Regions from separate parts of the Homo sapiens genome. Here region 2 is linked to region 1. The links are chromatin loops, found by intact Hi-C in ENCODE. Cell type or tissue: gastrocnemius medialis. All regions are shown on one strand. Each heading gives the region's core, and the rest is flanking DNA. Links, peaks and the distances in the headings are about the cores only. Region 1 overlaps DYSF (dysferlin). Region 2 has its middle 150 kb from the start of CYP26B1.

Evidence for each region. Peaks named below come from ENCODE experiments on the same cell type or tissue, not always from the same donor. Only the 100,000 strongest peaks of a DNase experiment are listed, where the experiment ranks them.
Region 2: a loop joins it to region 1, with 2.5 times the contacts of the local background. A loop is called at or near these places in 7 of 110 quality-filtered maps.

Annotation. Positions count from the first base shown.
Region 1 is chr2:71,603,420-71,610,422 of GRCh38, forward strand. The region is part of intron 36 of DYSF (dysferlin); the gene reads left to right. Among named protein-coding and RNA genes, the nearest start is that of DYSF, 140 kb to the left of the region's middle. RefSeq lists an enhancer at 1-481 and a silencer at 380-674. In gastrocnemius medialis, for the core only: no CTCF peak of the experiment used is centred there; no DNase peak of the experiment used is centred there; H3K27ac peaks cover 2,348 bases.
Region 2 is chr2:71,989,324-71,999,722 of GRCh38, forward strand. No RefSeq gene overlaps it. Among named protein-coding and RNA genes, the nearest start is that of CYP26B1, 150 kb to the right of the region's middle. In gastrocnemius medialis, for the core only: a CTCF peak has its summit at 5,933 (motif pointing left); no DNase peak of the experiment used is centred there.

The DNA.
Region 1 (7,003 bases), core at 230-2,729:
AGAGGGTGGGTGGCAGAGACCTGGGTGGAGAGACAGGAAGGAGAGCCCTGGTCAGATGAGGCGTTGGGAAAAGGGCAGCCACTTCCTGCCATTAGGGAATCCCCAGACCGACAGCGGACACTATTTGACATTTTCAGTGTAATTTGGACTTGAAGTGCAGAGTCAGGATGTGGGATCCACAGGCCCCGCACCCCTTACCTCACTTCCTTTTGCTCCCAGACCGAGGTGGGGTCCGCCAAGTGAGCTCGCTGTAATTGCGCCTGACAGGCGGCCTCCTGCTTCTGGCTGCAGTTGCAAAAGACTGCCGATTTGGAAAGGGAGGTGGAGTCCTGTCCAGGGAAGCAGCACGGAGCCCTCTCTGTTGATTGAGTGCACTTTGTGGCCAAAACCCACAGCCTGCTCTGAAGAAGACCCAGCCCAGGGATGAGTTATTAAAAAAAAAGTTAAAATCCTTAATAACTGGATTCGTAATATGTAACAGTGAAGGCTCAGATTCCGAGGGCAGGGATCTGGCTGCAGTCTCGTCAGAAAGCAAATCAAAACTGCAGCTCATGGGCCAGAGCCCGAAGAGCACCGAGTGCCCCCTGCAGGGCCAAGCAGGCTGCAGGCTGAGGGTGGGTGTGGGTCAGCAGGGCCAGGGGAGAGCAAGTCCTAGGAGTGTGCTAGGCACAGGGCTGGGCCAGGCCAGCAGGTTCAAAGGGTCCAAGGAGGACCTATCCCAGTGGGATGAATGATCTGCTGGTCCAGGGACCAGCCCCAGAAGATGACCTTGTGACCTCCCTCAGTCCCAGGGGATAGCCCTGGGACCCCTAGCTCAGCCCATGTCCTTCTCACTTGAAGGCTAAGCCTGATGCCAAGATGCTGAGTCCTCTTCGCTTTAAGAAGCCCCAGGGCTGGGTGGTCCTTCTGTTGCCACTGGTCCTCCTGTAAGTAGGACCGCAGCAGGGTGTTTCTGTCTTCTTTGCTGTGACCAAGCTCCTGCCTTGTATCTCCCATCTGGCTGCTCCCAGGCTCCTGGCCCGATCCCTGTGAAGAGTGCTCAAGCCTTTCTGGAGGGCTGGGAGCCTCCTCCTGAGCCCCTGGCCATGGGAGCCCATGAGAGTCAGGGGGCAGTGAGGGAAGATGGGTGTGTTGGGGAGCTGTCTGGCTGCAGGAGGTGTGGGTTTGAGAGACTAGCTAGGAGGCTCTTGAGCCAGTTGAGATAGGGGCCTGGACTGGAGACAGGCCAGTAGGAACGGATGGGGCAAGTGACTCTGAAGGATGGTTTAAGGATATCCTCTCTTGTGGGAAGTGCCTTTCAGCTAGCGCAGCCAGGTGCAGAGATTTCCAAGCCACAGTGCCTGTGAATGAGATGAAATACTGTCTGCCCTTGTCGAAGGCTCCCAGAGCAGGACAGTGAGGGTAACTTCCTGGAAGAGGTGCCACTGAGCTAGCTTTTGAAGTTGGGATTGGTAGAAAATGTGGGGAGGTGGCCCAGGCAGCAGTGTCTTGGGCTGGGGGCATGTCACCTCCTGGATGTGGCCTGTTGGACAACAAACTTCCCCTCTCCCAGGCTTTATGCCCATCTGGGACACCTCTCTCTGCAGCTCTTGGTCAGGAAGTGAGGCTGTTGCATGGTGTGTCTGAGGCTTTGATGATGTCCGGGAGATCTGGGTCCTCGCAGACAGAGCAGATGGAGGGAAGGGTTTCCTTTTCGCTCTCCGGTCTGCATTTTCTTTGTCTTTCCCTCTCTTCCTGAGTCTCTTCCCACTCTCCTTTCGTGTTTCACTCTTCCTGTTTGCTCCTTGGCCCCAGCTTCCTCCTTCTCCCCGCCTCTTCTGAGCCCTCTGTCTGGTTTCTTTTCCTTTTTGTCTGGAGAACAAAGGCAGTCCTTGCTGCCAAGGGGAATGAGTTCAAAGAAACTGCAATTTTAGATTTCCTGAGAACTGGAGAATGTGTGCATGCACGTGTGAGCATGTGCGAGTGTGTACACTCTCGAGGGCACACACATGCACGCACACACAGCAGCTGAGGTGATCGTGGGTCCCTGAATGCCCAGGGCCCCCTAGGATACAGAACATGTGTAGAAGAAGACCCATGGGGCTTGTGATCCTGACCATTTCGGGGAGGTGGGGAGGGGAGGGGGTGTGGTTTAGAGAATTACCCTTGCTTCTGCTGCTGCTCTCCTGCTGGGGCAGGGGATGCCCTGGTGGGAGGGATCGTATGCTTTGTGGCTGATTTTACTGCCAGTTCAGGGGTGGGGGCCACCAGATACCACTCCATCCACCCATCCAGGCTGCAGGGTATATGGCTTTTACTCTAAGATGTACCCGGGGTACTCTCCTGTACCCCCAAGTCCACTGGAAGGAAAAATTTGGTGTTTTGCAATCAGGAAAATAAAGCCAGTGGTCCCCCATCCCCCATTCCTCCCCCAAGGCCTTAATTTAAAACACTGTTTTTCCTGGGAAGTGTAATTAGAGCAACATATTGTTCCTAACGAGCTGGGTGGGGCAGGCAGACAATGGAGCCCTCCCAGCCTGCCTGGCTGCCCCCTGCCTGGAGCTCCCCGAGGAACCAGGATGTGACTGCAGCGTCTTCTGTCCTCTGCTGGGTGAGGTGAGGGTCCATAGGCTACTGATGACCCGGCTGATGCAGGAGGCTTGCCAACACTTCCCTTGCCCTGGGAGCGACTCCTGTCTAACATGGTGGCCCCTAGACTGGGCTGGGGGTGCCCCTTTCATGGCTCAGGGCCTTGGTTCTTCGTGGTAAACTGGCCAGCGGGACTGATAGACTGAAGTGGGCTTGAGGATGGCTTCAGCTCTGGTAGGGGAGAGAGCTTCACTTGTTCTTGGGGTCTTCTTGGTCTGGGCTGGCTTGATCAACACTCTGCACACCTGTAGAACCCATCTCTGCAGCCGCCCCTGGTCTGCCCTGCATTTGAAGGGAGCAAGACGGGAGCTGGTCAAATGTGGCTTCCTCTGATTAGGCTTATCAGAGTCCTCCATCAACCCTAGGACAGTGAATCAGGATGTTCTGGTGGCACTTTCAGTCTACACCCCATCTGCCCAGCAGTGCTGAGAGGCTTCCCAGTTGCAGTGAGGGTCGCAGCACCCTCACTGAGAATTACTGTCCTGGAGAGGGGGTGCTGTGCCCCTCAAGTGGGCTGGACCAGAAAAAAAGTTGAAAACCAGGCTCAAGAGCTGGCAGAGACCTCAGGACTCCTGCCTGGGAGATGATCAGAGATCCCTTAGGACCATAGGAATGGGGTATGTGGGGAAAGGGTCATGTAGACGGGGTTAAGAGAGTCAGAGTCAGGTTATAAGACGTTTCTGGAGCGTCTTGGGGAGATTTTCTAGAGACCTTGAATTAGGCCCTAAAAATGGGTTAGATTCAGTTGGCAGTAAAGAAAGCCCATTGAACCAGAGGGAGTAATGAGCAGGCCTGGGGAGGACCCAGGGTCAGGCTAGAGCAGGCACGGGTGCTAGGAAGGAGGACAGTGCGTGTTGGATTCATTCCTTTATCCTCCCATCCACCCACTCTTCTGTCTTCACCCTCCCTCTTCCCCTTCAGTTATCCATTCATAATCATTTATTTGTTGGACGGGGGAATTCAGCTATGGTCCCTGTGTACAGAATTGCTGGTTTAACCAAGGACACAATCAAATGAACACGTGGAGATAGCATGGGTGATGGATTGATGTGTCTTTCTATGGGAATAAGTGTAAGTTGCTATGGGAGCTACGGGGGTACTTAAGCTTGGGGCACCAGGAAAGATTTAAATGGACACCTGCTGTCTGAATAGGAAGTACAGGAGGAGTAGGGGTAGAAGTGCATTTCAGACAGAGGGACCACTGAGCTCCAAGCCTCAAAGCTAAAAGAGCATGGTGCCTCCTGCAACCTGCTAGCATTCAGAAGGGCAGGGGTTGCGTGTGTCCCAGGAGGTGGTTCATCACTACTTGGGGTCATCAAGGGGAAATTTATCTCATGAGAGACATGCCCAGAGAAGGCAGCAGGAGCTGGAAGATTAGAGGTCTTGTGGAGGCTACTTTGAAGAGTCTGCACTTCATCCTGAGCAGATGGGAAGACATTGGAGGACTTGAAACAAAGAGTGACATTATTAGAAAGCCTGCCTTGGCTGCAGATTGTAGAACGCGTGGGCTGTTGGGAGAGGGTGTCAAAACCAAGTGAAAGGGGGATGCTGGTGAATCCAGGCAAGAGAGGGTAGTGGCTTGCACTGAGCAAAGGAGATGGGTGGGCGGGCGTGAGAGATGTTCAGGAGACAGGATTACCAGTGTTTGGTGATCAGTCAGGCAGGGCGATGAGGGGCAGGAGGAGCCAAGGGTGGCGTGGGAGCTTTTGGCTTGGTTGTCTAGATGGTGGGGTCAGACTTGAAGAGAGCAGGTTCTGAGGGGGAAGATGAAGAATCCAGTTTTGGACAAGTTCAGTGTGAGAGGCCAGTAGGACACATTAATGAACTAAGCAGTAAGATATTGGGGCTTAGCAGAGATGTTTGGGAGCAGAAAGTCTAGGAGAGGGCTAAGGAGCAGATCAGGGCTTGGTGGAGGAAGATGGGAAGGCTGCAGAGGAGGCTCAGCAAACAGGGTGAGGGCCAGCAGTGTGGATCCAGAGAGACTGTTTGGGAAGGAGATGAGGTTAGCTGGCCAGATGCTGCTGAGGGGGTGAGAGAGAGAAGAGCCCACGAGTGTCCTTCGGGTAGGGGACTCTGGAGACAAATTTCCGGGGAGGGGTGCTGAGGGCAGAAGCAGGGTGCACTGGGAAGCAGGTGGTGTGGACATGAGGGAGGAGAGGTAGTGGATGGAGACAGGATTAGAGAGAGGAGAGGAGGGAGCCTGCAGAGAGGAGGGCGCGGGTGGATTTGGGAGATGGGGATGTCTTTAAATTGGGAAGGAGCAGATCCAGGAGATAGTGTGAAAAATTGGGGAGGAGCATTTGGACGCATGGTCAGAGGGGGAGCCACAGAGGCAGGCAACCCTGGGAGGTGGCAGGAAATGGCAGGGAAGAAGCATGTCCTGGGACCCCTGGGGACAGCACGGTGGACAGAGATGGCCTTGGGATGCATGCTGTGGCCTCATGCTGAGGAAGCTGCCTGGACACACCTCTAACCACTGTCTCTGCCTGTCTCTTCCTTCTGCCTCCGCTGGGCCCGACGCTCCGCAGCTGTGTGCTCCTGCCTTCTTCCTCCAGGGCCTTCTCCAAACGGTATTGGAGCTTAACCTTCTCCAGGTTCTTGTTCCCCTGTCCTCAGCAAGCAGGCTCCTGAAGATGCGGAGCCTGGTCCCCAGCCTTTAGAGAGGAATGTCATCACCACGGAGCTCGAGGGAGCCCCGAGGGACAGACCGAGGAAATGAGGGATAAAGTGGATACTGCCCAGCGTTTGGGGGCCTAGAGAGGAAATATTCTGGGAGGAATGTATTCATGAGTTTTCCTTAGTGATTTTAAGAGAACAAGTGTATGAGAAAGATTGGTCTTTCTGCCACTCCACTCAGGGGATCCTGGGGCTGTTCCCTCCCTGATGGTTTTTTTTTTTGGCCCCTCTTTGTCTTGGGTTTTTGGCTCTGGGTCCATATTGGGTTGGGCATAGCCATAAGGGGCCATGAACAGACCACAAGCAGGCATTCAAGTGCAACCCTGTCTTTAAAGAGGACACCCTGCTGTGCTGCCACCTGCAGCTGGTGGCCTTGGAGTGCCCAGGGAGGACATCAAACTGGGGGTCCCCATAGCAGCCAGGTCACTGCAGAAGCTGTGTAGGCCCTGCCTCCATCCTCCAAGGGCACCTTTCATGTGGACTGTGACATGCATAGCAGCCCCTGGAGCTGTGCACTGCAGCAGCCCTGTCCATCACCCCTGCTTATCAGACGGTCAGGAATGCAGGTGCTTCCTGCATCATGTCACCTGCATTGTGGGTCTGGAGGAAAATGATAAGTTTTTTTGCTTTATGCCCTGGTGACTTAGAGATAGTAATAAAGCCAGTGTTGCTCTGAAAGATGCTTCTAATGGCTCAGCTCTCTTGAAGTCACCCTGGGGAGATCAACACCAACACCAATGGCAAAAACAATGGTACTAACAACAATTCTAGTAATAGTTACAGTCACAGCCATTTACTAAGCGCCTCCTGTGTGCCAGGCGCTCTTCAGATGTGTTCTCTCATTTAATTCTCGGAGCAGCTTATCTCAGATCTTCATCTGAGAATACTGAGTCACTGAAGTTGAGTAATCTGTCCAAGGCCTAATGGCGAGGAGGTGGCAGAGCTGGAACTAGAGTTGAGGTCTGATTCTAGGACTAAGCTTCCAACTGCTGTAGGTTGGGGGAAACATGGTGTCATCAGGGTGTCGCTGCACAGGAGTGTGGCTTGGGTTGGCTGTGAAGTGATTCATGGAGGTGGGGGGAAGCTGATATCTTTCTCTGCTTTGACTGCTCCCACCATCTATGGCAGAGCGTCTGTATGGATGTACCATCCTCGCAGAAGGAACCCAACAGAAGTCACTTGGAGAATGAATCCAATGATTTCATTGTTTAATAAATGAGATTACATGAGGCAAGCTCTGTAAAGTGTCTATCACAGTCCTTTTAATTATAGTTAACATTTCCGGAGTGTCAGGCCCTCCATGTATGGATGTGCAGGTTGGGCACTGCACAAGGACACTGTGTCTAAGGGGCTGCATTTCTAGCACAGACACCATATACTTGTATTTATTATAACAATTTCCCAATAGGTGGCAGTAAAGTGTCTTGTTCTAATAAACTCAGAAAATATGACAACTTTCTGACATGGAAGTAAAGAGTCTTAAGCACATTTTTCTCTAATTGTCACAAAGACACCACATGGGCTAATAGTCCTGTTGAAGGTTTACATGAAGCTCTAAAGGTTATACAGGTATTAACTTCCTCAACCCTCACCCTAACCTTTAGAGGTTGACAACTTTTGCTAACCATTTTATAGATGAAAACATTCAGCTATAGGAGGTGAAATAATTTATTTAACGTCATACATAGTGGAGTTAGGA
Region 2 (10,399 bases), core at 4,603-7,102, 390 kb after region 1:
TATGGAAGGTAACATACTGGATTCCCTTTAAATACTAGTTCACTACCATGAGTTCACGTGCTATTAAAGGAGGAGGGGAGAAGAAAAGAGGGAAAAGATGCTAAACAAAACCAAAAGAAACCTTTATTTCTTTATGTAAAATGATCTGTGTATGTGCATAAAGAAATTAAATAACTTTAAAAAACAAAGACCAAACAACAACTTTGTAGTCCTCTTATGAAAGATTAAATAATTTAACATTTTTGCTTCTTCTATCTTTCTGATCATTTCAGACATTTAAAAAATTTTAATCCAGAATTATAAACCCCATTATTTGCTTTCAAAATATGTTAATAATTGAGCTGTTTTTTCCCTTTTTTCTTGTACTTTTATTGAATATTTACAACATTTTTACTTTTAAAAAGTCTTAAAAATGCTCAGTACCATAATTATAGCTTGCCTCATCTTTCCTTTCTTTATTTTTTTCATAACATACATTGCCAACTGAGATCTTGCCATATGCTCATTTTCCTACTGTCCCCCACACCGGAATGCGCATGCGCCAGGCAGGGACTGGGTCTATTGTTTACCGCTGTGTCTACAGTGCCTGAAGGGGTGTCTGGCAGACAGTAGGTGCTCAGTCAATGCTTGAATGAATTTGTGAATGAATACATTTTCTATTTCAACTTCTCTATACTTGAGTTCATTTCACTTACTCATGAGTTTATTTAGCACATATTTAAAGAAGTCTAAATACCGAGTTAGAAATAGGAATAAATGAAGGTAGAAGACATGGTCCATTCCTCCCGAACAGTAAGTGTTCCAGTGGGAGAAAAGACCTGAAAGTCAGTGATTGTTCAGAATGATATGATAAAAGTAAGCATAATGCATTGACAGAGTACCGAGGAGGGGCACTTTAGTCAGACTACTTGGGGGTGCGGGTGTGCAGAGACTTTCAGATCGCAGTCCCCCCGTGAGGGAATCCAGGGCGGCTGGGGAGGGAATAGCTCTAGGACAGCAAGCAGGGCCACATGGCAAGAGCCAGGATACCCAAAGGAATCCCACAGGCCACCTGGCTGGAAAGAGCTGGAGGTGAGCAGGCAGGAAGGGCAGCCAATGACTTCCAGGTCAGCATGACACTCAGGGTCAAGTGGCACAGGTGTGATTGTCTACTGAGGAAGCCAGATGGAATTACGGTAAAAAATATTGTCCTGTTGTCTCTACTAAAGTCAAGTTGGAGGAGAATGGGTCAAGGCAGGTTAGTACTAAATCCTGGGCACCCATTTCCAGCAGAGTTTGCTGGGTCAACCTCTCATCTGAATCATCTCTGGGCTTCTGCGAATGGATTTCTGCCAGTGTTTCTCTAGGGAAGGTGAGATGCAAAGCCTTGAGATGCTGCTGCAGGACTCAGTCCTATGGGTTTGCAGAGGAAGAGGAGCCTGAAAGCTTCCAGTGGGATTGTCTTCTCATGTCTGAGTCAGTGATGAGCTAAGAACTCCTCTTCTTTATACAGCAGCCGTATCTATACATCTCGTGTGAATTCTGGCAATTAGTTATAACAGTTTTTTGCTTAGCGCACTAATTCCCCTTTTCCAGCACTCTTGGGATTAGTAATGATAATAGTAACTATCTATTGGGTTATTACCATGGCTTATCTAATCTTCACAAAAATTCTATGAGGCAGTCACTATTATTAGCCCCATTTCCCAGATGGAAAAACTGAGACTTGGAAGGATAAGTAGCTTGCACAAAGCCATGCAGCCAGAAGGTGACCCAGGTGCATACCCTGACACTCCAGGCTTTACCAACTTACGAAGCCACACTTCCCTTTAATCCTCAAATCACAGAAGTCAGAGCTCCTGTCCCTTGCCCACTCTGTTTGGACTTCCTCAGGAATATTGGTGTGTTCACCCATTGCCTCCTGTGTTCTTCCCACCCTATATATCATCTAGCTCTGGAACAATGCATGTTCAACGTGTTGCCTTTGGTAGGCTCAAGATCAGCTTCCCTCTAGATACTCCTGCTCTCCTTGTACCATCTCTTTCCCAAATGTGGGAGTATCACCCTCCTGCCTTTCCTCTGCTGAAATGAGATTGGGATGTAGAATTTAACACAAGCTGGCTGAAAGGTAGGCTATGGCAGGCAGGATTATCACCCAAGGGGTTTACACTGAATATTATCAATGGCTTCCCTCAGAGTCCACGGGCCCAGTATCCTTCATGGGGACCCTCTGCTGCCTTCCTCTTTTCCTGGATTCCGGCCTGCCTTGCTGGAGTAGAGGCTGAACTGCATGCCCTGTCCCCGCGTGCTACTTGTCACTAAGGCCATGCCAAAGGAGGTGTCCTTCAGTGTGACAGCCAAGGCAAGATCCAGTTGAGTCATATCCCAAGGCTTACAGACAGAAGGCAGTTTCCCTCCCTTAATGCTAAGGTCCACCTTCAAAGTTTTTATTTTCCAGCCCTATGATTAACCCTCCATAAGCATGATTGACAATGGAAAATCAGCTTCCTTCAAGAAAACCCCAGCCCCATCCATGGGAATACAGTCTTGCCCTTTGGCCCTTAAAAGATACCTGAACAGAAAGTTTCAAGTCCAGACATTTCCCAAATTCTAGATTATTTAGTCTTGAAAAACATCTTCTGTGACCTATTAATAGTCTTAGCCAAGCCAAAACCCTTTCTTTTTCATCCTTCCTCCAGCAACCCTGTTGACCAAGCCTGCACAGGCTTTCTGTCATCTTCAGGGTCCCCTCCCAGATCCGTGACCAAATGCTTGAAGAGTAACATAGAAATACCTCCTGAGAACAAGCAGTATGATACCAAGTAAGACAGCCTGATCCAGTCGTTGTGAAAGAGGCATTCCTTTAAAGGAAGTAAATCTGTCTACAGAGTGTAATTCTGTCCACCCCTCTCCACCTCCACCACCCTCATTCATGATAACCTGTTAACATTGTTATGCAGAGAAACTCAGCTCTTTGGAAATCCATTGCCTTTGCTTTGCTTAGTCAGAAGGGTCATTGCTCAAGAGTGAATCCAAGAACCCACCTTCAGCAACAAAGGAAATCACTTGAACCTTTGATTTCATGGCTCTGTTTCAGCTTCAACCCTCCTCATCAGACTATATAAACCCCAGGACCAATGTTTTCTTTTGAGGACCAAATTCAGAATGCCTTGACTTTTTCTTCTGTCAACAGCCTCTGCAAGGAGGAGATTTCCAAAGCAGGTGATTTCAGAGCAACAGTAGCTATCATCGCACCAAGCATCCTTCACACGTTCTATCTTGTTTTCCAGCAAGGAGAATAAAACTCAGTGAGGTTGAGTGGTTTGCCTAATGTTCCAAAGCTAATAACTAGGAGAACCATTATTTGAACCCAATCAGTTTGATTCTGGCTCCAGCCCTCTTAACCGCTTTTCAAGTGGGGAATGAGAGTCTAGCCTGGGAATGAGAAGAATTGCAGACCCATCTCCCCTCTACAGCAGACTGTGGGTACTATGGCATTCTCTTGGTGTGGATTGAGGTCAACATCCCTCCATGGCATATATAGCCAATATTCAGTATTTAGATGACAGAGACACTAAAACCTGATCAGCCTGAACCTGCAAAATCCTTCCCCTGCCTCTACGCTAAACCTGGAGGAGAATGTGGCTCTGTGATGCAGACTCCTCCATCTCCCCACAGTCAAGGAGAGCCAGAGCCAGCGTGTCATCCCTTTGGGATTCCCTTCTTTCCTTCCTTGCTTTTTTTTTTCTCTTCTCTTCTTTTCTTTCCTTTCTTTCTTTCTTTTTTTTTTTTTTTTTTTTTTTTGAGACAGGGTCTCTCTGTCGCCCAGGCTGGAGTGCAGTGGTGTGATAACAGCTCACTGCAGCCTCTACCTCCTGAGCTCAGGTGATCCTTCCACTTAAGCCTCCCAAGTAGCTGTGCCTGCAGGTGTGTGCCACCACACCTGGCTAATTTTTTAATTTTTTGTAGAGATGGGGTTTCGCCATGTTGCCCAGGCTGGTCTCAAACTCCTGAGCTCAAGTGATCCTCCTGCCTCGGTCTCCCAAAGCTCAGGGATTATAGGCTGACATTGTAATTTCTGTTGGTCCCAGCTCATCTCCCCAGCCTGACATCTGCTACAGTTGCTCACTCAGCTCAGTGGGCCCTGACATCACTGCAGGCTCCTTCCCGGGGTTCCATATCAATAAAGTCTTTGATTGGAGGCTACAGGACTAAGTAGAGAGAAGGAATTGGTCAGAGGGAAGAGGTCGAACTGTATGCCAAACTAGTGAAGGTTACCAGCTTAGCTCGGTTCTGTCTATTTTTCTTTCTCATTAGAGTCACTTATTGTGTGCATAGGGCTCTCTCAAGGTTCTCTTTCCCCCTTAGTTTACTGATCATCCTGGTTATTTGTGCTGGATGCTGAGATGGAGTTTGATAACTCTTTGTGGTGTTTCCTAATCCAGGCTCATAAGCCCTGTGTTTAGCAGAGACTCCTTTGCATCTGTGGTATTTGGTTGAGTAAGTGTATGGGCCCCTTTATTTAAATTATTTTACACAAGAGGTAGCTTTAAATGAATTCAGGTCTTGGATGAATTCTCAGAGCACCAAATATCATTGCAAATGTGATTACTGAACCATTGTTGATAATGTTTTTGAGGTCATAGAGAACTAGAGACGGGCCACAAAACAGAAGATTGACAAATGTTGAATATTTTTCACATAGGCGAGGTGGATAGCATGTGGAAATTGCAAACTGATAAGTGTGACATCTCTTACCAATAAGATACCAGGATGGACCACTGAGTAGACAGTTTCTGCACACTAAATCACCATGCATAAACATGGGTTCTCAAGAAATAGCTCATGCCAAATGACCTAGTCTGTTTATACTTGCTTATTTGAATCAAGGATCAGGAAGTACTATAGGCATGGCTCTTCCTGACTGCAGTGAGATATTTGAAGAAGTTTCTTTTGAAATCTTAGTAGATAAGATGGAGAAATGTGAGTTGGCTACTGGTTAATTAGGCGGATTTGTAACTGGCTGAACAACTATACCTAAAGAATATTGATAAAATATTTTTTAATCAACAACTCACACAAAAGTATTTATGACATGCTTATCATCATTTACAAATGATGCCAAACTGCAAGGGATAGCTAATAATTTGGATGACAAAATTAGGATTCTAAAGTATTTTGCCAGACTGGAACTTGGATTAAAGCTAACAACAACAAAGTGAATGGAGATAGTGTGGAGATTTTCCCTTCAGGTGTAAAAAAAGAAATTGTATAAGCACAGGAAGGGTAGACATGAGTTAGCAGTAATTCCTTGCATTAGTTGGGGATGCCTTTGGCTGCAAGTAACAAAAATACCTGATTCAAGATGGATAAGGCAATTTATCATCTCCTATAACAAGGAGACAGGCAAAGCAGCTGTGGGTGTGAAAGCTTTACTTCTCTGAGATACTCTAGGCTAGCAGTTGTCAACCAGGGCAGTTTTGCCCCCAGGAAACATTTGACTATACCTAGGAACATTTTTTGGTTGTCACAACTGGTAAGGTGGGAGTATGCTATGGCCTTTAGTGGACAGAGATGTCATGGATGCTGCTGAACATCCTACAATGTGCAGGATAGCTCCCACAACAAATAATTACATGGCCCAAAATGTCAGTAGTTCAAGACTCAGAAGCCCTGATTTTTTACAGTAATCCAGATCTACTGTCTGGAGCCTTCCCTGAAGTCACATGGGGGAAGGGTGGATAGCTGAGCAAAATTGGGATTTTTTAGGAAGGAAGAAAGGAGGGATGGATGTTGGAGAGTCCGCCATAAAGATACTACATTCATATCAAAAATATTTTTTAATTGATTATGAGCCAGGGTCACTGCCAGCCCAGAAAAGATCTTTGTGTGATTTAGAACTAAGGCACCCCCCTTCCTCAGAAACTTTACTGCCATCTGCTGGAAAAACTACTGAAGGAAATATGTAAATCTACAATAGGTTGTAAATAGAGCCCCCTAGAGTTGTGCCACACATAACCTCACGATAATTTACAGCATGCATCCCTTCTGTGAGTCTAACATGATCCAGCTATATAAAATGGCTGTCAAAGAAGTAGCTTAGGACTTTACAAACAGGAACCATGTGTCCCAAGTAAGGAAGGTCAAAATCTCACCATATCCTACATTGGTCACACCACAGCTGGAATTCTTGGTAAATTCTTGGTTTCATAGTTGAAGAATTTTTTTTTTAAGTGACCAAAGAAAGTTGGACTGGAGGAAGAAGTATCAAGGAGTCATAATATATGAGAAGTGTGTGTGGAGAAAGGAAGGAACTGGAGATGTAGAGCTGGTGAAGAAACACTAAAAGTCAACTGGAGCGTTATCTCCAAGTATCTGAAGGGTTTTAAGGGGATAAGGACCAGACTGAATCTGTGTTTCTCCAAAGGGCAAAACTGGGTCCAATGAGTGAAATCATAGACTCATGAGATATGGCTGGAAGTGACCTTGGTGGTCAACGAATCAAACCCATTTTTCAAACATCCCTCCTACAGTACTTCCACAGCAGCTACCCTGCCAGCACACCTTCAGTGTGATCTTTAGGTGATGCTAAAGTGTTTTACGTTACATTGAACTCTGCCTCCTCTGGCTCTCATCCATCATTCCCTGTCTCCTTAGCTGCTCTCTTGTGACAAGTAGGTTTCAGAGACAGATTTGCTCTACATAACAAAGGAAGTTTCACAACCAGGGTTTCCATCCAGTGGCTTCAAGTAGAAGATGGACTACCATTGGTCAGGGATCAGATCCCTCGTCTATCAAATGAAAGAGTTAAACCTAGAAGATTCTAAGTTATTTCCTGCTATCCAAGTGGATTATGGTCTCTGGGCTACAAAAGTAAGAGTTTGATGTTGCTGCCAAGTTTTTCTTCTCATTTCCTCATCCTCCCTGTACACGTTTGCACGATTTGGCACTTGATTTTACCATAATTAATTTAATCAGCCCCCAACTCATGAACCTTTAGAGTGTTTCCAATTTTTCATTATTACAAACCATACTGCAATAAACATTCTTATATATTACTTTGGGGCACTTGTGTAAATATTTTTATAGGTTAAGTTCCCAGGAATGGAATTGTTGAGTAAAAGGGATAGACATTTTGAACTTAATCTGCCTTAATGATTTGCATTAATTTACCCACACCAATACTGGACAATTGCACTTAATCATTTCTGTCAGACTGAAAAATCTGTATTTGATTTTTTACTTCTTTGATTATTAGAGAAGTTAAGCATTGATTTCTATGAATTGCTCCTCTTCATAATCCTTGTCCATTTTTGTATGAGTTATCAATATTTTGTAAAAGTTATTTATATATTGTGGATATTAATGACTTGTTCAGGTGTATTTATATTCAAATATTATTTCTAGTTTTGAATATGTCTTCTTAGATCTATTTAGATATTTTGCTAGAGAGAAGATTTTAATAAAATCTGACAATGTTTTATGTTATATATTTTAGGCTTTAAGTTATGCTTAAAAAGATGGAAATATTATGCAAATATTCTCCAATACTTTTATGGTAAGATGTTTCATGTTTCATATTTAATTACTTAGTCTGAATTTTTAAAATGCAGTGTCAATTTATTATGTACATTTTTTAAATGAATATCCAAATATTCTGATCCTATTTATTTAAAAAAATACCCTCTTCTATTATGATTGCCACTTATTTACATATTTACTTCCCATTTGTACATATGTGTATCTATTACACTTCCAATTCTCTTTCATTCAACAACTTACCTTTTTCTGTACTTGTATCGTACAATTTTTAATACTGTGGCTTTATGGTGCTTTTTGATTGCTCGTAGAATAAATTCCCTCCTAATTTTCTTCTTTTACAAAAAAATAGAATTGTTTTTCCTTGGAATTCAATTAAATTAATGGAGCAATTTGGGAATAATTGATATTGTTATAGAATTAAATCTACCCATCCAAGAACTTGTGTCTCTTCACTTACTAACTCAAATATTCTCCTATATCTTTGAAGAAAATTATTTAATTTTTATGTATGCCTTATACATTTCTTTTTAAATATGTGACTAATTATTTTGTAGTTAAGCATGCTCTTTGAAGAATTTTATTAAAATTTTCTAACAGGTTTTTGTTGCTATGTAGGAAGCCTATGGATTTTCATTTTTTAATATAAATTTAATCTAGATGCTTCACAGAACTCAGTTTACATACTTGATGGCTGATTCTCTTGGATATGTCATCTATTCACATTATCCACAATCATGACGATTTTTCCTTTTTAATTTACTACATGTGGTTCTTTACTTGGCTTTTTCATTATTTTGGCTAGAACCTCCAGAACAATGATAAATAATAGCCGTGATGGTGAGCATCTTTGTCTTATTCTTGATTTTGGTGGTGTTTCTAGTGTTTAATCATTAAGGATGATGTTCAATGATTTTATGATACTTTTTTTTTTTTTTTGAGATGGAGTCTTGCTGTCGCCCAGGTTGGAGTGCAGTGGCGCGATCTTGGCTCACTGGATTTTATGATACTTTTGTCTATTTAGTAAACTCTCCTTATTCTCATGACTTGCTAGGAGAATATAACAAGGACAAAATTTGAATTTTGCCAAATAAGATTTTGGCATCTATTGAAATTTTGGCATCATTTTTTTTCTTTAGCTATTAATATAAATGTATGGATATCTACTACTGAACCAGACTTGAACTTCTGAAATGCTTAGTCATGATATTTTATCTTTTAATACATTGTTTCACTGAAATTTTCAATAATTTATTTAGGATTTTTACACTTCCATAAATTGGTCTATATGTTGGCACCATCTCTGTCAGATTTTAGTATCAGAGCTAAATTAGTCTCATAAAATTGCTCAGGAAGGACTTCATCTCTAAGTATAGATAAGAAATATTTGCCCTATGGAGATGTGATAGATCTCACTTATAAAACCATCTACCCTGAGGTATTCGGGGTGTTAAGTATTTTATTACCTTTGCCCTTTCTTCTGTGATTATTGGTCTTTTAGATCTTCTGCCTTTTCTTGAACCATTTTTGCGATTTATACTTACATTAGTGGTCATTTCATCTAGAATTTCAAATTTACTAAAATAAATATGTATGTGATATTAAATTTTTAAAAATTCCCTCTACATAAGTAGTTGTATCTTGATATGGCTTGGCTGTTTTCCTACCCAAGTCTCATCTTGAATTGTAGCTCCCACAATTCCCACATGTTGTGGGAGGGACCTGGTGAGAGATAATTGAATCATGGGGGCAGTTTCCCCCATACTGTTTTCGTGGTAGTGAGTAAGTCTCGTAAGATCTGATGGTTTTATAAAGGATTTCCCCTTTCACTTGATTCTCATTGTCTCTTGCCTGCTGCTATGTAAAACATGCCCTTCACCTTCCACCATGATCCCACGTGGACTGTGAGTTTATTAAACTTCTCTTCTTTATAAGTTACCCAGTCTCAGGAGTGTCTTTATCAGCAGCATGAAAATGGACTAATACATATCTACTTTCTTACTGAAGAAATTATGTATTTGCATTCTTTTTTACTCCTTTTTTTGCCAGTCTTAAAAAAGTATCTATTTTTTAATAATCTTTTCAAAAGAATTTCACAAGTAGAAAAATCACATCTATTTTGTTCATCTCAGCATCCTCAGTGACCTTGTGCAGTACCTAGACATAGGCACATAATAAATATTTATTGTCAAGGTAAATCAATAGAAACTTGTTTTGGTTTTCTGTATCAATCCTATTTTTCTCTGTCTACTGCTTCATTTTTTTCATCTACTTTATTTTGATGTTTTGTTGTTTCTCTTCTAGTTTCAGGAATAAAACTCTCAGCCAGTTCTTTTCAAACTTTTATTTATAATAAAATAATTAAACAATGAATTCTACTCTGAGGGTAGCTTTGGTTTCACCCTATAGACCTTCATATATCTTGTTTTTTATTATTAATTTTTAAGTAGATAGCAATTTTTTAAATGGTTATCAATGATTTTAGTTTTAGAAAACCATTTATTTTTGTTTATTATTCCTAGTTTTATTGCACTATAACGGTTTTGGAAATATCTTGAGCTTCTGTTTATATAGTTGTACATGGTCGATTTTTGTAAAGAATTTACAGGTATTCAAAAAGGATTTTTTTTCTATGTATTCGGTATGAAGATAGGAGAATACACAAGAAGAAGCAGGTTTGGGAGAAGATAATGTGTCCAGTCTTAACTTACTGCTTTCAAGTTGCCTGCAAAAATGACAAAGTGTTGGTGTCAGTACGTGGGGCCAACAGATGGGTCTGGGGCTCAAGAAAAAGATGCACCTGGGAGTCATTGCTGTGTGTGGTAGTTAAGGCCAACATGCATGAGATTATCCCAAGAACGTGTAGAGTGAGAAAGGCTGG